2 separate regions of the Mus musculus genome follow, and region 2 is linked to region 1. A link is a loop called in an ENCODE intact Hi-C map of the cell type or tissue named here. Cell type or tissue: left cerebral cortex. All regions are shown on one strand. Links, peaks and the distances in the headings refer to the core of each region. The heading gives the core; the rest is flanking DNA.

The links. A loop is a pair of places that touch in the nucleus more often than their neighbours do. Peaks named below come from ENCODE experiments on the same cell type or tissue, not always from the same donor. Only the 100,000 strongest peaks of a DNase experiment are listed, where the experiment ranks them.
Region 2: it touches region 1 in a loop (2.2-fold over the local background); 8 of 42 quality-filtered maps call a loop at or near these places.

The regions. Positions count from the first base shown.
Region 1 is chr10:83,539,565-83,551,177 of GRCm38, forward strand. Washc4 (WASH complex subunit 4) reads left to right here and starts at 4,377. Exons shown (of 33, transcript NM_001033375.2): 1 at 4,377-4,538; 2 at 7,221-7,360; 3 at 9,898-9,951; 4 at 10,035-10,100; 5 at 10,700-10,745; 6 at 11,317-11,384. The coding sequence starts at 4,478. In left cerebral cortex, for the core only: a CTCF peak has its summit at 4,668; DNase peaks (open chromatin) are centred at 3,007, 4,362 and 4,661; H3K4me3 peaks cover 1,667 bases; H3K27ac peaks cover 1,782 bases.
Region 2 is chr10:82,895,832-82,907,444 of GRCm38, forward strand. Txnrd1 (thioredoxin reductase 1) reads left to right here. Exons shown (of 15, transcript NM_001042513.1): 15 at 146-1,893. The coding sequence ends at 214. Among named protein-coding and RNA genes, the nearest start is that of Gm33781, 33 kb to the right of the region's middle. In left cerebral cortex, for the core only: a CTCF peak has its summit at 5,830 (motif pointing left); DNase peaks (open chromatin) are centred at 5,012 and 5,826.

The DNA of each region.
Region 1 (11,613 bases), core at 1,194-9,193:
CACGCCTTTAATCCCAGCACTGGGGAGGCAGAGGCGGGCAGATTTCTGAGTTTGAGGCCAGCCTGGTCTACAGAGTGAGTTCCAGGATAGTCAGGGCTACACAGAGGAAACCCTGTTTCAAAAAAACAAAGCAAAGCAAAACAAAACAAAAGAGGCAGGGCCAAGTGGAGAATGTCGAGATCTTGGGGTGAGATGGAATTCCTGCAATTGGATTTTTTTGGAGACAGCAGGATATTAAAAAGCAAGGTCACTTTGTGTGCTTGGCCCTCTCTGCATAAGAAAGGTTCCCTTTCTGCTTGTCTGCCAGGTTGGGACATAGCTAGAGAGTCTTCAAAGGATGTCAGAGCCTTGCTGTTTGGATCTCCCAGACACTAGAACTGTGAGCCCAAATAAACCCCAGAGCCAAGTATTCTGTTTAGAGTCGTACAAAATAAGCTTAGGAACACTGTAAGATCCAAAGCTATTCCATTTTGCCTGTTATTGATCTCACTGCATATATACATTTAAATAATTAAATAAAGGTCTCTTGGGAAAAAAAAAATTGTCATCAGTAACCCAAACTGCTCCTAACCCCATTTTTTCCTCTTCATTTTTACTAACAGAGTGCATAGACCAGACATTTCTGTTGGATCTTGTTTTCTTTGATGCAATGGCTCTCTTGTGGCCCACAGTGATTGGAGACAGCGCACTAGAGCATATCTACTGGCAGATTGCCAGCAGTGGGGAGCATGACAGAGGCCTCAGCTGCTGTGTGAGCTCCTCTGCAGGCACTGGAGTCTATGCCTCTCGTGAACACTAAGACAGGCCATTCCTGGGACATGCCCGTAGAGCTAAATATATTTCTTAAAAGATAAATAACAAAGAAACCTGATACCTTCTTAGTATTTTAAAACTAAAAGCAAGACAGTGTGTACTCTTTAAATAAAGATTTTTTTTTATCATTCCCAGCAGCCTTCAAGGCAGTTCCAGGAAGTCTCTGAGCATGTTTTAAGTCAATCTCTACAACAAGAATTTCACTGAAGCTGGAGGATTAAGTGGGGTAGACAGAGGGGAGAGAGAGCAGCCAGCCAGGCATAGGTCATGTTGAATAGCTAATGAAAAGTCCTGAATTTTTTTCTTTCACTCACTGTTACAGTTATAAAATAATGAAATGGAAAAAGGCAGAAAACCAAGCCATCAAAAGTCATACAACCCAAGTGTAACAACTCAATATTGCCAATCCACATTAAAACCAAGGTGAGAGATTTTGCAGAGAATACTATTCTGGGGGCCAGACAAGCAGGAAACGGTCATAGTAAACCCCAGACATGTTTTAAGAGGTTAAGACAAGGGGAGGGCTTTAAACGTGAGAGTATGGAAGGTTACATCCGTTTTATGAAACTGCTTTTCCTGGCCACAGTGATTGTAACAAAGGCTCCATCAGTTCATGACTGGAGAGCCCCTCATTAGGTTCTTTAGAAATTCTTCCCCGAGAAGTTTGCAGAGCTCTCTGTGCAAACCTTGGAACCTGGCAGAATAGTTTGGATGATTATTATTAGGCAATCATGGGTATAGAACCTTTCCTTTATGACCTCCTGGCTTTTGATTTTTTTATAGGGTTTACAGTAGTACAAAATAATTATTTTAACATTTTACTTATCTATGTACAACTCAGGGTGTGAATGTGGAGGTCAGAAAGCAACCTTCAGGAGTCAGTCCTGAGGATTGAACTCAAGTTATCAGGCTTGGTGGCAAGCATCTTTACCTGGTAGGCCATCCTACCCTCCTGAGACTCCATTTTGATCCTGACAACTTTTGCATTTTATTTACAACTTCAGAGTCATTTAAAAATAAGATTGACCTTTGACTGACTTAGAACAAGAAGATGAGAAACAGAAGACATTGCCATGGTACCCAGCCTTGCATAAGTGGGTCGTATCGTATCGCTCTTTACTAAGTCATGGATCTCATACAGGGTGGGAAGCAGGTTTTGGAGTGAAGTACCCAAAATTCAGTTGTGGATTCAATGATGTTCACTAGATGCCCATGTAAAGTTCCTGTGGAAATGTGCAGTTGACATAGCATGGAATTATAGAGTTACATTTAAAGGCCATATCAAACTTTGGTGATAAAGGTTTTCTTAGACTCTTGGCTTTCCTCCAAATATATTTCTGCCAAGTCTTTTCTTTTTACAAGTCATCATGTTCTGAATTGTCCACTTTTCAACTTTTCCCCAGATTTTATTTGTTTGGATTTTGTTAGAAAAAAAAAAAAGGAGCATTTTCTAATTTCTTTGCAATGCCAGGTATGGTGGCACATGCCTGTAAACCCAGCACTTAGTAACTGGAGGCAGGAAGATCTGAAGTTCAAGGTCAGCCTAAGCTACATAGTGAGTTCAAAGTTAGTCTGGGCCACGACAACAAAAACCCTCTTGTTATAGATTATGCAATGAGCACAAGATACGTGCTAGCTATTAATAAAGCATTACTTCTTTTATTTAGATTTCTAAATGTAAGCATCTAAGTCATAAAATATTACAAAAGGAATTTTGAAATAAACTTTAAAAAAAACCCTGCCATAATAATTAATTTCTAACTCAAAAGCCTGGGAGGATGTCACTGTGAGATGCTTGCTAATGACCAAGTGGATCAGTGATGCAATCACCATCATGGCTGTTCCCTCTGCTACATAAAGCCACTTTTATGATGACAGCCATTGGCTTCTGTATCGTTGTCTCCTCCACTTCCAGGCTAAGTGATCTCTAGAGAGTTGCTTCTTCTTAGCTCAGGGCATCCGTGGAGCACGTGACCTACACTAAGCCAATGGGTCCACCCCTCCTGATATTTGGGTTTCTGAGATTGGCTGGAAAGTGTGCTCAAGTAAAGAAAGGCTAATCACTGCTGGCAAGACTTGATTCTGGGACTTTTGTTCGAGTTATCAGTTCAGCGTGCTCTTTTTCTCTCGTGGGCTAGATTTAGTCTTGTGATAATGTGGGCCCGAAGCTGCCAACAGCTACCATATGGAACCTAAAGAAGGCTGCCAGAACTGCATGCTACAGAAACTGAAAATTCCAATAGGCCACCCTGAAGCCAGAGACACACTAAGTCCACATGTGTTTGTCAGCTGTCACTGTAACAAACACTTTTGTTAGAAAAAAAAAGCATTTTCTAATTTCTTTGCAATGCCAGGCATGGTGACACATGCCTGTATTCCCAGCACTTAGGAAAGCACTTTACAAAGTAAAGATGTTCATTTGTGGCTCAGATCTGTAGAGGTTTCCCTCCATAGCCTTGTCACAGGCCCAGGAGCAGCAGGGACTCTCAGCTACGATAATGAGATCTTGTCTCAAAATAAAACCAAGCCCAAACCTTAGCATCTCAGAACATGCTCTTCAAGAGAACATTCTATATTGATTTGTGGTACTTTATATAATGCAAATAACTTTAAAACTCTGCTTGAAAAAGACTCAGCTAATAGACACAAGAAAAATTTAAGAGCCACTTTGTATTAATGAGCACCTACCCGTTTTCAAGTAATCCAGTCTTCTTTAATGAGATTTGAATTCTTCCTATGCATTTGCAAACACATGAGCATAAATAAACGTTTACGTCGATTGTAGATGTTACAGCAAATATGCATTGTTCTAAAATCGACTCCTCTCCTTTTTTTTTTTTTCTTTTTTTTCTTTAATGCCATTTGAGACCTATTTCATTTTGTAGCTTTCTAGGAGTTCAGAGTATGGATGTCTTAAATTTTACATTATGATTTTTTTTTTGATGCTATTTAGACTGCTTCGTAGAAGTACATACTAAAAACTGCCCTGATAGAAAGCGTTTTGTGTAAACGTTAGGATAGATGTAGAACTCAGGGTAACACAGTTCCCACCCCACCTTCTTAAAAGCAAGGAAAGAAAGAATAGTGATCTATGTAAAGCAAACCCAGTAGTGAGATTGCTTGGTGGCGTTCTTAAAGTCATTACTTTTTTACACACACAGGTCTTTTCTCAACAAATAATCTGCACAGGAAGTGCAAGGGGATCAAGGAATCGCGAGGGTAAAGACAGAAAGGGAGCTGGTGAGACAGGCATCTTGGTCCAAGGGCTCGGGCAGTGTCCAGGTGAAGGACCGGGTCTTGCGTTGGGCCCCACCCGGTTATTTCCATTCTTTCCAGGTTAGACTGAGGGAGTAATCCCCTAGGATATAAAAAAAAAAGAGCCTCGAGGAACGGAATGTGCCCTGAGAACAGTCGTGAACGGCAGCGAGACCAGGAAAGGATGCAGGATGCCAACGGCAGCCATCACTATGGCGGCCGCGCCGGGAGCAGGCGGTCGACTCGCTTTCCCAGCGGCTCCCGCGGTCCGCAGGGCCGAGAGTCCACTGGCTCTGGCGTGCGGGGGCGGGGCCGAAGCCGGAAGTCACGTGCCGTGACAGCGGCTGGGGTGAGGCCCGCGTCGCGGCTGTGGCTGCTCGGGGCTGTGTCTGTGGGAGGTTCCGCGGCGATGGCCGTGGACACTCTGTCGCCCGACTGGGACTTCGACCGCGTGGACGACGGCTCTCAGAGTAAGCCCCGGCATCGGGCGAGGCGGGCCGGGCGGCGCTGCGGACGGAGGGCGGCGCGGTGCGGCGCCGCGCTGCGCAGCCGCCCTCTCGGGACCCTCCCGCTGGGTGGGACTGGGGCGCTCTGCGTGACCGTGTGGTCGCGTCTGGCCGTGCACTCGCACCCTGCGTCCCTCCCGGAATCGGTGACGGGCCAGCGGTGCCATCGCTGGGGAGCCCCGCGCGAGGCCATCCTCCCGGGTTGTCCATCCCGTCCCAGGGTTTGCCCCAGATGCTCAGCCTTCAGTTCTAGAAGAGTCTGGGTTCCCGTTTCGGTTTCCTGTTTTTCTTTGCTTCTCAAGCCAACTTTTGAAGTTTGGATTCACGTTCTTAGAACCACAGAGACAGCTAAAAACAGCTCTTTCTGGCCTTAAAAAAAAAATCAACCAACATAGGAATATCTTATTCCTTCTCGGCCCTTTATTGATTTTTAAATAGCTGAAAAGGTTTTTAAATCTATTTTAACTTTTTAAAAAATCAGATCTGCTTCGCAGTTGCCTCATGACGTCAAGTCCAAGTTTATGTTTAAAATCACTTCCAACCCCAAAAGCCTCATAGTTTGTTTCAGCATAAATGGACAACCCAAACTAATTAGAGACACTCTGGAGGTTGATTTGTTTGTTTGTTTGTTTGTTTGTTTTTTCTGTGTGATAGAAGATATATTGGGGCGAGTTGCCCAAGAAATTTTTAAATGCATACCTTTCCCAAAAGTAGGAATGCCTTTAAAAATAAAGTACAGCTGCATTATGAATTATTTTACAGAGATACTAGACCATGTACAGATTCCTATGTAACTGTGTTTTGCCTTTACATCTAGTTGAACTATGTTCAGGGTGCTGGGCAGATCTTAAGATATTGGTCTTAGTCAGCATAAAGAAAAATCTAGATGGAAGGATAGTAACCACCCCTTCTCCTCCCCCCCCCCCCCCCCATTGTGCGCTGAGGTCCCTACTTTAGTTTAATCTAACCAAAGTTGGAATGAAGGTATACTGGGTTTCAGCTTTAAGTGGAATGAATGATCAGTTATTTAGACATAATCAGTTTTTTAGATGCTCAGGACTGGGGAAAGGAGTGGAAACAGGACGTGGGTGAGGACACAATATAAAAACCATGTATGTATGAAAATGCCATGGTGAAACTCATAATGTTGTTTACTAACTTTAAAAAGTAGTAGGAAAACTACAAGAAATGCAGTTTGTTGGGAGGGGGAGTATGTTATGCACAGAGGGCCACTGGTTCTTAGTCTCTTCTTGTACTTTAAGAACTTTTATGAGTTCATAGCTACTTGTTATCTTACTGGCAAGGAATTTAGTGTTGCTGTCGTTTACCCAGGTCTAACCAGGTGATCTCTTAGCATGTCTTTCAAGTACAGTCTTTAAGAACCCATTTGCTGGTCAAAGGATGCTTTGGTCATTTCCCATGTAATAGAGTAAGACATTAACACGGGGTTGTTAGCAGTAGGTAAGAGGTCTCTCTGTGCCTGGCTTTCATTAATTTTGGGGCTGTGAATCATATCTAGACTAATTGTTTTCCAAAATTATCTAAGTGAGTGCTGTAATGAGACAGGCGTCTTAGTGAACTGAATTGATGCCCCTGATTCACAAACTCAGTTCAAAATAAAGGACAGATGTCTAGTCTATATTTCATGCAGTGTGAGTCAGAACATAGTTTATTTCATGACAGCTCCAAACTTCAAATTTGAAGGAAAAAGCATTTTTTTTTTAGAAGACAAAGATTGAGTAAAGTTATACACATCAGTAAAAGAAATGAATTGGAATTGAATTTTTGGAATAAGTAATAATTCTTAGGTATAAGATGAAATACTTTATAATTTCACTGAATAGGCATATGAAAATCCAGCTATTTCTGGTGGTTCTAAACTTAAAGTTACCTATTAATATGTAAATTCTGTAAATCCCAGCTATCTTTTTTTTTTTTAAATATTGTTTTATTTTACATGTGTGCACAGAGTCTACAGAGGCCTGAAGGTGGTGTTGGATCCCGTGGATCTAGAGTTAACTGCCACATGGGTGCTGGGTACCAAACCCCTGTCCTCTGGAAGAGCAGCTAGAGCTCTTAGTAGGCAAGCCCTCTCCCCATCCTCCCTCAGCCAGCCAGTCTGTTTTATCTGCTTTTTATATCTTGATTATAATAGCTAAAGAATTGAACAAGTAAAGCATTTGGTAAGCGGAGCATTACTGAAATGATAATACGATGTAGTAGATTGAAAACCTCCATGAAGAAAGATTTGGATGTATTCACAACATTTGACTGTGTATAGAATTAGCCACCTTTTAAAGTTTGCTCTGTAACAACACAGTTTGTCCCTGCTCCCGGAGTTGATTGTCTTCGCAACATAGCTGTGTGTGACTCAAAAGGATAGTGTAGTATCTGGACCCAGAGTTGTCTGAGGCATGGTTAGAAGCCCAGATGCTAAGGTATGGGGCTGCAGCCTTTCAAGTACTTGCACATATTTGAAGAAGATTCAAAGCTGAATGACTTTCTAACTTTGGAACTTAATTTCCGAGAAGTGAGGTATTCCCTAGTAATAATTAACAGTGTTTTACTGCAGTTTTTGAGATTACTTGAAGCTAGTATTCTGCCGTTTATTACTTGTAATTGTAACACACTGTTTTAAAAATGTAGAAATTCATGCTGAAGTCCAGCTGAAGAACTACGGGAGGTTCCTTGAGGAGTACACATCTCAGCTGAGAAGAATTGAGGACGCCCTAGATGATTTGATTGGCGATGTTTGGGATTTCAATCTTGATCCTATAGCATTAAAGGTCTGAATTTATTTCATTAAAAATGTATATGAATATATGTTTATTTTAGGGCATACTACCTCTTGTGATGTTTGGGATTTCAATCTTGATCCTATAGCATTAAAGGTCTGAATTTATTTCATTAAAAATGTATATGAATATGTTTATTTTAGGGCATACTACCTCTTGTGATGTTTGAGATTTCAATCTTGATCCTATAGCATTAAAGGTCTGAATTTATTTCATTAAAAATGTATATGAATATATGTTTATTTTAGGGCATACTACCTCTTGTGTTAAAAGTAGACAATATGCTTTCATTTAAAATCTAAGAGTGAATGAAATTGGTAACTTCCCCCACCTTGTTAAGCTACATAGTTTTTAAAATTTGTTTTCTGAAAGAATGATAAAAACTTAAGATATAGTAGCACAAACTCCACAAAAATGACCATTGTTTTATACATAGTCAAATATATAGATTTTTAAGGATGTCGCAATGAATTTTGCTGAATTACAGAGCTCATCTACCTCATATTCAAATGAAGATATAAAATATTTCTTTCATTCACCAATAGTACCTTTTGACTTGAATGAACTTGGGGGGTCTTAATGTGGGAAAGATTTTTTTTTTCTTGATAGGGTTATTTTGTGTAGCCCTGGCTGTCCTGGAACTCACTCTGTAGACCAGGCTGGCCTCGAACTCAGAGACCTGCCTACCTCTGCCTCCCAAGTGCTGGGACTAAAGGTGTGCACTGCCACTGCCTGGAGTGGGAGCGCCTTTTTCATGTGTCCTTCAGCTTCTTGAATGCTAAGAGGTACAGGTGTGCACCATAATGCGTGGCTTTAGTTCACCCATGTGTATCGCACAGCTTAGTGGTTTTAAAAAAGTATATTCTCAGAACTCATTGTCCATTGCCATCATCCATTTACAACATTTTCACCTAAAAAGGAAATCCTGTACCCAAATCAAGTCACTGCCCTCCTTGCCCCCTCTACAAGCATCCCCTAGACACAGGCCACCGTCAGTTACTGTATGTCTCTGTGGATTTGTCTCTGTTAGATGTTTTCTATACGTGAGATCATGTGTTATGTGAGTGTTCCTGCTTGGTGTTTGACTTAATCATGTTTTTACAGCTCATCTGTGGTGTAGCCAGTGTTATTACATGCATATTTTTTAAACTGATGCATGGTGTTCTGTTATATGGAATACTCTTGCCAAATAGTTATCCATTCACTGGGGATAGACATTTAGGTTTTCCACTTTTGGCTGTTGGAAATTATGCTGCTTATGTGTCTGAAGTTTTTATGTAGTCATGCGTACACACACACACACACACACACTCACACTCACACTCAGAAGTAGAATTATTGCGTCCTCTGGTAACTGTGTGTAACTTTCTGAGGATTTTATTTTACACATACTTTGGCATGGTGTGTGTGGAGAGAGAGTACAACCTGTTGGAGTTGGTTCTTTTCTTCTGGATGGGTTCTGGGCATTGAACTCAGATCATCTGGCTTGGTGGCAAGTGCCTTTTCCCATTGAACCATTTTGCTGGCCCCTTTCTCATCTTCCAGACTATTTCCTGATGTGGTTGCACTATTTTACTATCCCTAACAGTAATATATAGGAGTTTAGGTTTCTCTACATTATTACCAACATTAAAGATCATAGCCATCCTTGTGAATGTGACATGAAACTTCTTGGTTTTGTGAAAGATTTGAATTATCTCAGCTTTTCTCTTCTACCGATAGAAGCTTTCAAAGCTCTCTCTGTCCTCATATACAGCCATTTCCCTCCCCACTTACTCTGGGATCTGTCTTTAGTCCCTTTATTGGGCAATTATTTTGTGTTCCTGTTCTACAAGAGTCATAGACTCAGATATTTCTCTATAGAATTTCTCTATATATCTCTATATATTTCTATATATTTCAGATATATAGAATTTCTCTATAGAAATTACAAAGTAAATGGGAGAAGTAATTTTTAACTTATATACTTTATTGTTAATATGTAACTAAAAGAAAGGCCTGTTTTTCACGTAATAGAAAATTAGTTTTAGATGATAATCAGAAAAGCGTTATGAGCAAGATAGAAATGAACTGATTTAGATGATAAAATGCCAACACTGTATTTTGTTTCTGAGCATTGAGTTTATTCTTTTCTCCAGTGCTCTGCTTTGTGATAACTCCAGTTTGGCTCTTTTAGTTACAGTAGTTTATTAAGTATATGTTTACATATCAACTTCCAAACTGATGGAGCTCACTGTTAGTATGTTTTTAGTGTTTTCACACTGTTGTCCTAGAGCATGGCTAGAACCATCATTGTGCTGTGAGTATTGTGTTGTGTTGAAGGTGTTTCTTCTTGAGTGTATTGTACTCTCCTTACTTTTTTGAGATTATCTTAAACATAATAGTTGAGATGATGGTAATGCTGAATATAGTCTCACACAAGTTAAATTAATTAATTTAATCCCATGTATTTAGAATTTCAGTGTTTTTTTGTTTTGTTTTGTTTTTTCCCCCAAGTTAAGAACTGCTCTTTCTCTTTGCTTCTGTAGCTTCTGCCCTATGAGCAGTCTTCCCTTTTGGAACTCATAAAGACTGAAAACAAGGTATGTGCCCCTTACCTAAAGTCACTTAGAAGCTACTCTTACTGGTTATAATGCACTCTTTCTGTTTTCACTGACAAAACCAGGTCCTGAACAAAGTCATCACTGTTTATGCGGCACTTTGTTGCGAGATCAAGAAATTAAAATATGAGGTAATGGTTTACATTCTTTAAGATCATCTAAAAGTAAGGGTAGGTGTAGTGTGCAATAAATTCTGACCACTGAATGATAGTAATGCTAGCAGTCCTAATAGTCCTGTGACCCCAGCATTCACTACGTGCATTGGTAACACTGAGATGACAAGGCAGGTGAGGAAAAGGTGAAGAAATTAGGGCTTCAGCAGGTGTCACTGATAGTGTGCACACCTCCAGAGTGGGCAGTGATCTGCTTTGTGGAACTTTCCATATGTGTTTGGAACCACTGAACTTTGGTGGATATTAGTAGACTTCATTTCTCTCCCTTTTATATTCTATAACTGCTGACTGATGTGGGAAGATGTGGGTGATGAGGGTGGTCACATTACCAAGTGAAGGCTGAAACGGGAGGCTGAGCTTTCAGCTTCAGCACTTGTCTCTGTTACTGTAAAGAGAAGCTGAATTTGTTTGAAAGCTGTTGTTTCTGAATTTTGAAGAAATTTATCTGTAAATGATGGAGTGTCATGTTTTTAGAGAATTAAGAATTAATTAATTCTTAATTAAGAGCATAAGAATTTGAAAGCAACCTTTTAAGTTATTTTAATTTCCTTAAACAGGCAGAAACTAAGTTTTACAATGGTCTTCTGTTTTATGGTGAAGGAGGTAAGTCAGAATTTTAGAATTGCGTTTGTTGTTCCCTTTTAAGAAACTAGTGAACAGAAAGCTAAAAGACTATTCTAGAACTCACATGACTGTAGAGTGTATAGAGAAACAGCCAACACATTTAAATAGTTTATTTATGCTTGTGTGTGTGTGTGTGTGTGTGTGTGTGTGTGTGTTCGTTCACAGAGCTACTCTGTGGGTGCTGTGAACCTAATTTTGGTCCTCTGGAAGAGCCAAATGCTCTTAGCTGCCAAGCCATCTCCAGCTGCTAAAGCTTCTTTGTTGTTTACTGGTTTGGTTAAACAAGTGAGGAATGGAATGGCAAGGCAGCAGCACATTCTCTGGGGCCATGGATGGTCAGTGAGGAAGTCCTGTGTGGACAGAGCTTTGGGTCCGCTTGGCAGGGAGGAATGGCTGTTTGAAGGTGTAACTAGTTCATGACATGTCATTTTTCTCTTTAGTGTAAAAGTCTAGTGTATTTAGTACTGTGTGAGAGTGAAAGAATATTATCTTTTGTCTTTGTTGTTGAATTTAAATAAAAAGCCTGAAGTAAAATTGCTGCTTTTTAAAGCTACAGATTCCAGCATGGTGGAAGGTGACTGCCAAATTCAAATGGGGAGATTCGTTTCATTCTTACAGGTAACTCCTTTTTGTTTGTTTGTTTGTTTCTTTTAATCTCTTTAAGGGAACTGATTTTTACTATCTCTCAAACCATTTGTTTACTTATTTGAGACAGGGTCTTACTAGATAGCATTGGCTGTCTTTGTAGACTAGGCTGGCCTCAAACTTGTAAAAGATTCACCTGGCCTCAGCTTCTTCACATTCTGGGATTAAAGGTTTGTACCACTATTCATGGCTGAGCTTTTAA
Region 2 (11,613 bases), core at 2,524-10,523, 640 kb before region 1:
ATCCTCTGGAGAACTAGAGGACTCTGGTGGAATACTTGAGTTCTGTTTATTTTACGTATCACCTAAGTCACTGTAATGTATGTGGCGCTGTCTGTGAACTTGTTTGCTCTGGAGTTTGAAATGCTCTCCTTCCTCTTTCCTGCAGATATTCACAACGTTGTCAGTGACGAAGCGCTCTGGGGGAGACATCCTCCAGTCTGGCTGCTGAGGTTAAGCCCCAGTGTGGATGCTGTTGCCAAGACTACAGACCATTGCCTTGCTTCCTTGCCCACGCCCAGGTGAAGTTCAGGAAGGCTCTTGGGTCCTAGGCGCCAATTCAAGGTGCTGTCCTAAGGCCACCGGGTCCCTGGGATCTTGTGGGTAGGAGGTGGCAGGTCGAAGGAGGCTGCAGCATCGCACTGGGGTCACCATGACAGACTCAGACTGACATCTGGCAGAGCATCACAGGCATGCGTCCATGAAGTCACTGGCCTCAAGCCCAAGTGGTGGGCAGTGACAGAAGAGCTGCCGGGTCTGTTGAGCTCAACCTTTTCCTGTAGATTGTCTTAGTCTCACTTTCAAGCTGTCTAATGTCAATTCTGTTTTTCTTTTTTCCTCCATGGGGTTAATGATACTAGAGATAGGGAATATTAGCAATCAGTTTTTGTCATGGCTGGTCCATCTGCAACAGTCTTTACTGTGTGGAAGTGGGTGAGATGGCTTATGAGAGCCAAACCAATTTATCCCCAGAAAGACGAATTACCCTGTGACTAAAATACACTGTCTGCTTTTACTAACTGGTGTAGCATTGTCTCCTTTAATAAGTCTTGTGTCCAAAACGAGAAAAACCATTGGCCACTTTTGCAAGTTTCCTGCAGTGTGCTTAGCAAGGGAGGTGGCGACTTGGCTAATCTACTTGAACTGCATCGCATGGCTCTTGGGTAGCTTAGAGCATCGCAGGGTAGAGGCAGACCAGCAGTGAGTGTCTCTCCTGGTACAATTATTGTCTGGTTCTCAGTGGAAAACGCTTAATTTGCTTTAAACTTGGTGTTTTTGTGAGGTGGATTTAGTCTTAAGCTGTGTCCCATAAGAACTACATTCACAGGCAAGTGGCTCTTCCTCCACACAGCCTATACATCTTCTGAGGTAATTACTTTCATAAGGAAGCTGTTCATAACGTAAGTTATTATTATTATTGAACACAGGTGGATGTGAAGGATTTTTCATTGAAAAACCAAATGGTTTTTCTTTTTTTCTGTTCAGTGAGCCCACAGGAACTCTGTCAGGACAGCCAGTACTCTGCCGGCATGGCTGCTGGGGCGTTTACGGTGTAGTTTAGCTCCTAGGTTACATGACCGTGAACATGCTGGCTGAGGACTACACAAACCAGGTTTCCCACCATACACGGCCTGGCCCTGCAGCTTCTTTTCTTGCCCTCCCCTTTGCCTGTCCCCACCTGCAGTACTGAGTGGCGTTTCACAGTACCCTTCTGGGCCACCTCAGGGAAGGGATTTGCCTGGTGTCCAGCCAGCAGCACCCACCCTGCCCCACGAGGCTCCCTCACACCTGCCCCCCCGTCCTTGTGTTGAAGACAGTGGGAAGAGGAGAAAGGACCAGGGAAACCAAGGGAGTTGACTGTTCAGTTTTATTTATTTATTTTTTAAGTTTTTTTTTCCTTTCAAGTCTGCCAGTCTCTGAGATCAGAACAACAGACAGTGTAGGGTAACTAATCATGTGATTCTCTTAGTGGAATGAAATGTTCTACCCCCACAAGAAGGAGTATACGTCATTGTTCATATTCTGTAATCGCACAATGTATTGTAATGCAAATTCCAATTCCATGTATTTTTATTACAATTTTTCTGGAAAAAAATGTGAACCAATAAAAGATGTTGATGCACACGCGTGCCTTCTGACTGAGTGGTGCTCTGGGCTTCTTTGACACCGCACAGGGCTGAGTCAGGCTTTGTATTGAAGGCTGAAGTCTTGTCGTCTCATACCTCTGGCGCCATGCGATTGCCCGGGCAGCATCAGCTGAGGGTATCCGTACAGGCTGGCGGTTCTTCAGTTCTGACTGGTCCTTCAACCCTGGTCTTCCGGGAAGCAAAGCCATCCACACCGTGAAGTCACCTTCTGGGTGTCCCAGCAACGTGTGCATGGAGAGCTGGTGCGTCTCGCTCCAGGTGGCCGTGAGGGTGTGCGGTCTTCCTGTCCACCCACCTAATATTTCCCCAGACCCTGGAAATGTAATCTCTGTGATTTCAGCCGCGCCTACCACAGTGTTGACGTCACAGACTCTTTGCTTGCGTGTACGAGCCGAGCCGCAGTAGCACCAGTCATTAAGCAGAAGCCCCACCCTGTCTTCCCAAAATGCATTTGCTTTTTACCCTGAGCAGCTGCAGGCTACCATCAGTAACAGCCCCGCCAGTGCTCCTAAAGCCAGGCACAGGGCTGGACACACACAGCTGGCTTATCCTCACAGTGCCCTGACAGCCCCCTGACAGGAGGTGGGAGTCACTTTTTTCAGGATTTTAGCCAGTTTTTCAGGATTTTAGCCAGTTTTTGGATACCAGGTTGGAGGCCAGAATCGAGCCTTTGGCACCAAAACTCAGCCTCAGTTCCCTTGTTACACCTTGACAGGCAGGTGTAACTTTAATTTTTTTTAATCTTTATTTGTTTATTTATTTATTTATTTATTTATTTATTTTTTCAAGACAAGGTTTCTCTGTGTAGCCATGGCTGTCCTGGAACCCACTTTGTAGGCAAGGCAGGCCTCGAACTCAGAAATCCGTCTGCCTCTGCCTCCCGAGTGCTGGGATTAAAGGCGTGAGCCACCACCGCCCGGCTCTTCATCTTTATTTTTAATGATGGTTCTTAAACATTATAACCTCCCTTTTAGCCTATCACCCACTAGAGGTAGTGGGAAAGAAAGGATAGGGGCGAAGTGGACCTGTTTAGAAAGGTTCTGTGTTGTCTGGAAGTCAGCAGGCAGCGACAGCTCATCCACTCGGAAACACTTCCCAGACAACACCAGCAGTCCAGACAAATCAGTATCAAAGTCAGGAGAGCAAACACAAATCAGCATTGGTGGTACGACCTAGCAGAAACAGCCAGGCCTCAGCCTTAGCACAAGTTAGCAGGAGGGACCAGGAAGGACCCCAGAAGACTCTGAGATCCACTAGCCCTCTCTGTAAGCAAGCCTAGCTCCGCCTCCTAGCTCCTCCTGTCCTCGGAGTCCTATTTATACTCCCTCCTCCTGTCCACGGAGTCCTATTTATACTCCCTCCAAACAAACATCACATGCCCTCCTCGGATCTTACTTCAGCATTCGTGTCTGTCTCAGCTGATATCCCTCTGCCAATCAGCCTGATTCCTCGGAAGCAGCAAAAAAACTGCAGCACACCACCAGAACTTTTTTGGTGTGTTCCTCTCTATAGGCTCCTGACAAATGCAGCTCAACTATGCCATGTAAGGCAGACCAACACATGTGCGTCATTAGCAAAGAACCCTTCATCATTTGTCTTTTCACGTGCTTTAGCAGAACATCCTCTCCTGTGTCTGCGTCAGCTAAATGTTGTCTGCCTTAGCCATTCACACCTGTGTCCACTTCATGTGTTTGCCCCAGCAAAACACCATCCAACCGACTTTCCAGAGAACCCTTCCGTTTCCACTTCATCTTTGAGTGGCAGTGCTGTGAAGGGGGTGGGGGGAGCAGCCTGGAGGACAGGAGCACTGATACACATACAGGGAGTGCTCACTATTGCCTGGGCTGAGGGTCACACTTCCGCCTCACCCCAATCCCTGCCCTGGGTGTCTTAGTTTGGGTTTCATTGCTGTGAAGAGACACCATGACCAATTCAATTCTTATAAAGGAAAACATTGAATTGGGGCTGGCTTCTGGTTTCAGAAGTTCAATCCCTTATCATGGGGAGCATGGCAGTGTTCTGGCAAGCATGGTGCTGGAGGAGCTCAGGGTTCTGCATCTTGATCCAAAGGCAGCAGAAGGAGACTGACTGGTTGTAGCTTGCACATACATAGGAAATCTCAAAACCTGCCCGCACAGTGACACACTTCCGCCAAACAAGGCCACGCCCACTTCAGCAAGGCCACACCTCCGAATAGTGCCACTCCCCATGAGCCTATTGGGGGTCATTTTCATTCAAACCACCACACTGGGGAATTGCTGGTTAGTGTTTCTTGTCAAGTGGACACAAACTAGAGTCACGTGGGGAGCGAGAGGACCACTGAGGAACTGCCCTGTTCAGACTGGTCTGTGGGTTTGTCAGTGGGGCAGTGCCCAGACAAATGATTGATGTCGGATGGCCCGGCCCACTGTGGGAGGTGCCATCCCTGGGCTGGCAGCTCTTGTGTAAGGAAGTCAGTAAACAGCGTTCCTTATGGCGCAGGTTCTCAACCTTCCTAAGGCTGCAACCCTGTAACATAGTTAGTTCCTCATGTTATGGTGACCTCCAACCACAGAGAGCCATCGCTCTACAGTCTCTGCTTCAGTTCCTGTCTGTAGGTCCCTGTGCTGACGTCACTCGGTAACCGATTGTTACCTGCGAGTGTAAGTTGAAGTAAGCCTTTCCTCCCCGTTAGTTTTAGTCAGCATTTTATCACAGCAACAAAAGAGCAAACTAGGGCAGTAAGTGACAGGCAGCCAGCTAGCTTTGGGCACATTGTGTTTCCACCTCATTCCTGACCTAGACCACCTGGGGCTGAACCCCAGCTCTGCCTCCCGGTGGACAGCCACTGATGGAGACTCTGCTTAGTGTCACTGTTCCCTCAGGTCCCTCATCTGTAAAATGTGAGCTCATACTTTGCAAGCTGGCAGACAGATCCACCTTTTGTTCAGTAATGAGCCGGAAGCTGAAAGACTGAAGTGTTGTACCAGGGCCCCACTCTTACCCTCTCCACCCGGCTTTTCAAAGGTGCTTGAATTCGCCAATGCTCCCTGCCAACCAACTCTCATGGAGGAATTTTACACTTTCTTGGGACTGAGAAAGCACGCTGTGACATACCGTAGATTGTAATGCTCCCTCCCCTTGTTTCCATGGCAACTGCCCCTTTCCGACTTTCCCTGCATCTCTTGCTGATTTATATTGCCTGTATCAATTCTTCCAACATCCCTTCAGACTATTCTGATCAAATTGCATAACAACCCAATACGTGTTACTGTGTGCCTACTCCTTTGATCTTCAGAGGGTCCGGTAGGAGTGGGGGCTCAGCAGGGTCTGCCAGTGAGGAGAGAAAGTGGGTATCAGGGGGTTCTCAGTCACCCATGAGCATTGTTTTGTTTTTTGTTTTTCGAGACAGGGTTTCTCTGTGTAGTCCTGGCTGTCCTGGAACTCACTTTGTAGACCAGGCTGGCCTCAAAATCAGAAATCTGCCTGCCTTCGCCTCCCGAGTGCTGGGATTAAAGGTGTGCGCCACTACGCCAGGCTATCCATGAGCATTGTTAATGTTGCTAAGATAGCGGCAGCTGGGTCATCCCAACCACTAAGTACCACGAACAAAAGCCCAGCATTTGCCAAAATGCTTATTTAAAAAAAAAATGCTTCTGAAGGTGAAGGCACAAACCTGAGTAAAGAAGCACAATGACCCGCTCTTTCACTGCCTACACCGAAGGCTCTCAGCCTGGAGCCAGTTGGATCTGGTTCCCAGACAGCTGAAGATAGGGTGCTGAAAGATGGCAGTTCAGAAATACAAACGTGCTGGAGAGTGAAGACTTCCGAGTAGGCCTGAGGGGCTATGGAGAGAAGCACTGCGCAAGAGAACCTGGAGGCGCTCCATCACACGCTGGAGCTCCACAGGCACAGGGGACCCCTGCGCCTGAGATGGTCTGCCCCCTGCTGTCTGCCCTAGGAACAGCAGGCTAGCTCCTACCAGACTACCAGCGAGTTTTATAAGGACAGACATTTGAATGAACAGGGACCCAGAGCCACTAATCCATGGTCAGATGACTTGCTAGAACTGAGCCCTCATCTTGTCACCCCCAGACATCTCTCAAAGGTCCCACCAAGGTATGGGCAAGATGGCTCAGCTGGTAACTGCACCCACCGCCAAGCCTGCTGACCGCGGGAGGGAAGTAAAGATCTAACACCTTGAAGCCATTCTCTGAACTCCTTCACACACTTACCTCCCTCTGCACAAACACACAATAACTAATTAATTATTAAAAATGCCAATGTCGGGCTGGTAAGATGGCTCAGCGGGTAAGAGCACCCGACTTCTCTTCTGAAGGTCCTGAGTTCAAGTCCCAGCAACCACATGGTGGCTCACAACCATCCTTAAGGAGATCTGACTGGTGTGTCTGAAGACAGCTACAGTGTACTTACATATAATAAATAAATATTTTTTTAAAAAAAACCCTCACCCAATGTTTTTTAAAAAAATGCCAATGTCCCACAATTCCACTTTGTTTCTTTTTTCTTTTTTATTATTTTTAAATTAATCTTTGCATTTGTTTGCATTTCAAATGATATCCCACTTCCCCATTACCCCTCCTCAACCCCCCCTCCCACATCTGCCCTTTCCTCCCTCCCCTTTGTCTCTATGAGGGTGCTCCCCCACCTGCCCACCCATCCACTCCTGCCCCACCACTCCAGCCTCCCCCTACGCTGGGGCACCAAGCCTCCACAGGACCAAGGGCCTCTCCTCCAACTGATGCCAGATAAGGCCATCCTCTGCTACATATGTATCTGGAGCCATGGATCCCTCTCTACACTCCTTGGTTGGTGGTCTAGTCCCTGGGAGCACTGGGTGGTCTGGCCAGTTAATGTTGTTTTTCCTGTGGGGTCGCAAAATCCCCCTGTGTTCCCGCTTTGTTACTTTTACCCCACTAACATATACATGTATGTGTACACATAAACACATATTTATATAGTGATATATGTGTGCACACACACACACACACACACACACCCCGCATGCAAGTAGTTCTTTGTGAATTCTGGTCCACACAAGCCATGGTGCATGTGTGCTATAGCACACATGTGAAGGTCAGAGGACAACTTTGGGTTCTACCTTGTTTGACAGCAGGGTTTCCTGTGATCTGCCATTGTGAACACCAAGATAACTGGCCCTTGAGCTTCCCGATACTCTCCTGCCTCAGCCACACATCTTGCCATAGGCGTTCTGGAATTACAGGTATGTACTGCTATGCATGCTTAGCTTTGAAGTGGGCTCTAAGAACACATATCTTCATGCTTGCATGATAAGCCTTTCACTACTGAGCCATTTCCCCAGCTTGGGGACGAAATTCTATCTGCGCTTCAGAGGTAGCCGTGTCCACCTGTGACAGTACATCCAGAGATGGCCGCTCCATGGTCGCGGCTTCTGGATCCACACAGATGCATGGATAACGTCGTGCATGCGCCATTCCAGCTTTTGCTCTCTTGAAGGAGCTCCTTTAGTACTTTCTAAACAGTTGGTCGGTTGTTGACTGTTTTCCAGAGTCTGTTGGGCCAGCCGTGAAAGGCTCCATTACATAGGGGGCTTCTGGAACTTTCCGTCTCCCCACCTCTGAGTGGAAAGCAATTCTGACCTGGCAGTTATTTTTGGCAAACACCAGCTGCCCTCAGAAGAAGCCCTCAGTGCAGAATGAGGCCAGTTGCTGGAGTCTGTGGGTGAAGCTATAAACTGCGGACCCCAGGCAGCTCCGGCAAGGTCTGTTTCCTTCTCTCTTCCTTCCCACTTCCTCTCTTCCAAGCTTCCACTAACAGCCAGGGGTTGTGTGCTTCCCTGGGTCTGTGGGGACTGTGGGGCACAGGTCTGTGTGGTTGCCTCTCTAACACGCTGTTCTGTCTCCGCAGACCTGAGCTGCTGGCCTCTCCTGAGCACCCTGCTGTGGCTGACACACACAACCTTTCCCCGTTCCCACACTGCCTCTTCCAGGAGGCCTGTGTCCTGCACGAGAGATTGGCTTTCTGTGGGAGCTGTGGGTATCCAATCTGAGGTTTGTTGGTTGCCTGTGGGTTTGTCCCTTCATTTACCATACAAAATAAATCTCATGGGAGGTCCAAGCAAGGCTAGTTGGGTACTTGCCCACTTAGGTTATGAAGGAGCAGGGTGCCCAGGCCACTGTGGCAGACAAGCCATTTCAGGCCACCAATAAAAACACCACTGAAGCTCTTGTTGACCAACCTTCTGTCCAACCCCTGGGTCTTCCGTGCTGGCTTTGGTGGTGCAGAAGATTCTGGGTGTTGGTTCTCTATGTTGCCCTGGTCCATTCTGGCACGGCAGGGAAAGCTGTGATATTCTTGTCTTCAGCACCCGGCAGGGACAGGCTCAGCATCCCGCAGGCTTCATCCTTTGTTATCTCAGTAGCTCTGGCTCATATGTGCTCCTTACCCAGGGGAACACGGAGCCCTACAAAGAACAAGCCACTGCCTGGGATCACCTAGCCTGTCAAAGGTCAAGTCAAGACTCAGACACAGATCCAGTTTCCCTCTGGAGTAGGTGACTTTGTCCTTTTCCTGTGCCCACCTTCTCTGTTCCCTTAAGCCATTGTCCCTTGCAGGGAGCTGACACTTTCTAGGGTCTACTCCCCCATAAATCTGAATGGTGACTGTTCAGGAAACAGCAGTCTGGGTCTCTCTCTCTCTCTCTCTCTCTCTCTCTCTCTCTCTGTTGTATGGGTGAATTCTGTGTGTGTGTGTGTGATGTGTGTGTTATATGTGGGTGTGTTATGTGTATGTTGTGTGTTATGTGTATGTAGGTGTGTTATGAGTGTGTGTGTGTTGTGTGGGTAGGTGCTGGGTGTATGTGCTGCATGTGTTTGTGTGTTTGTGTGTGTTCCAGGCTACTGAGCACCTGAAGGAGAGAAAATGAGCCTGTGAATCCCACTGGGTCTGCAGACAAAGGGGCTGTCTTGTTAGCTCTCTAAAGAGGATGGTGATGGGGGCTGGAGAGATGGTTCATGGGTTATGAGCACCGGCTGCTCTTCCAAATGGACCTGGGTTCAGTTCCCAGCCCCCACATGGCAGCTCACAACTGTCTGCAATCCAGCTCCAAGTGATTTGATGCCCTCACACAGACATACATGCAGGCAAAACACCAACACACATAAAATAAAAATAAATTATTAACAAAACCAAAAGGATGGTGATCAGGATGAGCTAGACACCGGCTCTGAGTCCAGCACGCTCTGGTTCCCGCCTCTCTCTCAGGTCAAAGGCTTGAAGGCTGAGCCATTTTGTGTGTGGACATTCTGCTTCCTAGTTTGTGACCCAGCCAGCAGGAAGAATGCAGCTGGGAGGGTCTTACTCAGCACAAGTCTGGAGATGAGGGTGTGAGGCAGGTCTGGGCACTGATGGACAACGCGGACCAAAAGGACACTTAGTCTCCCCACAAGAGCCACTGCCCCCCTCAAGTAGCAAGGTATGCATTAGTGTAGTTGTAGGTGGAGCCTAGAGGACCAAAGGGGCCACTGGCCCATATTGTCTCTACAGAAATGAATGGACACACATAAAGGGGACATTTGTAAGGGTTAGACAGTGGTGATCTGCAGCCTGCTCCACCTTCCTCGTCCCCAAATGCCCTCCCTTGACCTCTAGATTTGTCAGAAACCACTGTCTGCAAACTGTGCGGCCACCTGCAGCTTCAGGTCACTGTGTGGGTTACTCTCAGCCTCTCTACTATGGTTTTAGATTTCTGTCTGTCTCCACTATAACTCCAGCTGACATCACCGAGCACTCTGTACCCAGGTGTTGGTCTAGACAGCTTCCCAGCAGCAACTCGTGTTAAAGTCTCACAATAATCCCTTGTGGCAAAGCCTGTGAGTATGTGTGTTGAGTGTGTGTGTGTGTATTGTATGCACAAGTGTGTGTATATGTGTGACTGTGTGTATATGAGTGTGTGTATTTGTGTATATGAGTGTGTATATGGATGTGAGTGTGTGTGTATATGAGTGTATATGTCAGTGTATGAGTGTGTATATATGTATGTGAATGTGTATATGTATGTAAGTATGTGTGAGTGTGCATATTTGAGTGTGTGTTGAGTGTGTGCATTGCATACACACATGTGTGTGTGCATGTGTATAAGTGTGTATATGAGTGTGTATATATGTGTGTAAGTGTCTACATGTGTGTGAAGGACAGATGTTGGCTGTCTTTCTGTCTGCATCATATGTGTTCTTGTGAGTCACACTCTGAAGCTCAGCCATTCAGGGAGACTGGCTGACTAGCATACACCAGGATGCCCGTGCCTCCACCCTGGCCCTGCAGATGTGCACCTCAGAATGTGGATTTTATTCGGGTACCAGGGATCCAGACTTAGCCAGACATTTGTGCAGCAAATGTACTTTACCCACTGTGCCATCCCCCCAATCCTGATCCTGTATTATTCTTAATTAATTTTATTGATTGATTGATTGTGTGTGCAAGTGTGTGCTGGGCACGTGTGCAAGCATATCACAGTGCATGCATGGATGTCAGAGGACATTGCAAGAGCTGATTCTCTCCTTCCACCATGTGAGTCCCGGGGATTGAACTCGGGTCATCCGGCTTTGTGGCAGGCGCCTTTACCTGCTGAGCCACATCACTGACCCTGCTCCTGTAAACAAACTGAGATAGAAGATGTCAAAATAGCTTGTCCAAGCTTTACCCACAGCAGGTAACCCACAGAGCTGGGATTTGACTTTAGGCCGACTGTGCCCAGAGCCCATTCTTCTCACACCTGGACTCACACACCTTCTATCATGTTCCGTGTGCAGGACAGTCATGCACAGGGCCAGCCCATGGTGTGCCGTGAGAAACTCTACAGACAAAAGCATGACTGATTGGAAAGTCGTCCCAGGCCGTGTGCCTATCTGCAGGCAGCCAGGGCGAGGAGCTCTACTCTGCGTAGGGTCTTTCTGAAAGTCAGGATGAGGGAGTTGTTTGGAAATCCTGAAGACCGGGTGACAGCCACTTGACTTGGCTATATCTCCTCCCTGTCTTCCTTCGTTTCTTCTAGCTCTAGATACGTATTGAGCATCTAACACATCGAGGTGGATGTTAAGGCTGTAATGCAAGACAGGGTTGTGCCCTCCAGGTTATCACCTAACAGGGAAACCAGAGAGGAAGCAGTAATGACACAGAGATGAGATGCCTCTGGTAGAGGGAACCATGCCTGGCTTTAGCACAGAAAGTCCCAAATTCCAAGAATGCCCTTGTGTCCTGGCAAAAAACAACCGGTTTGTTAACTCAGTGGCTGAAGGGGAAAAGCTAAAAGGGTGTATTACAGCTGGAAAGTGGTTGCCTTGCATGTGTGCAGTCCTAGGTTCTCTCTCTCTCTCTCTCTCTCTCTCTCTCTCTCTCTCTCTCTCTCAGACACACACACACACACACACACACACACACACAACTTAATTTTCCTAATTGAATGAAAGTGAGGACATGACCACTCCTAGGTGTGGTTGACGAGAAGGATTTTATTGCAGATATGAAGGAGAGTATAGTCAGAGGCATCTGCAAGAGTCCAGACTGAATATGGCCAATAGAACAGACCAGGCTCTGAGAGGAGAGAGAAAGAGAGATGGGGAGAGCAAGAGACGGAGACCAAGATCTCCAGCTGTGCCAGGGCAGAAAGGTCTTCTTTCCTCCATCGAATGGCTTCTGTGCCTCTCAGAACTTAGCTGCGAGCATGGAA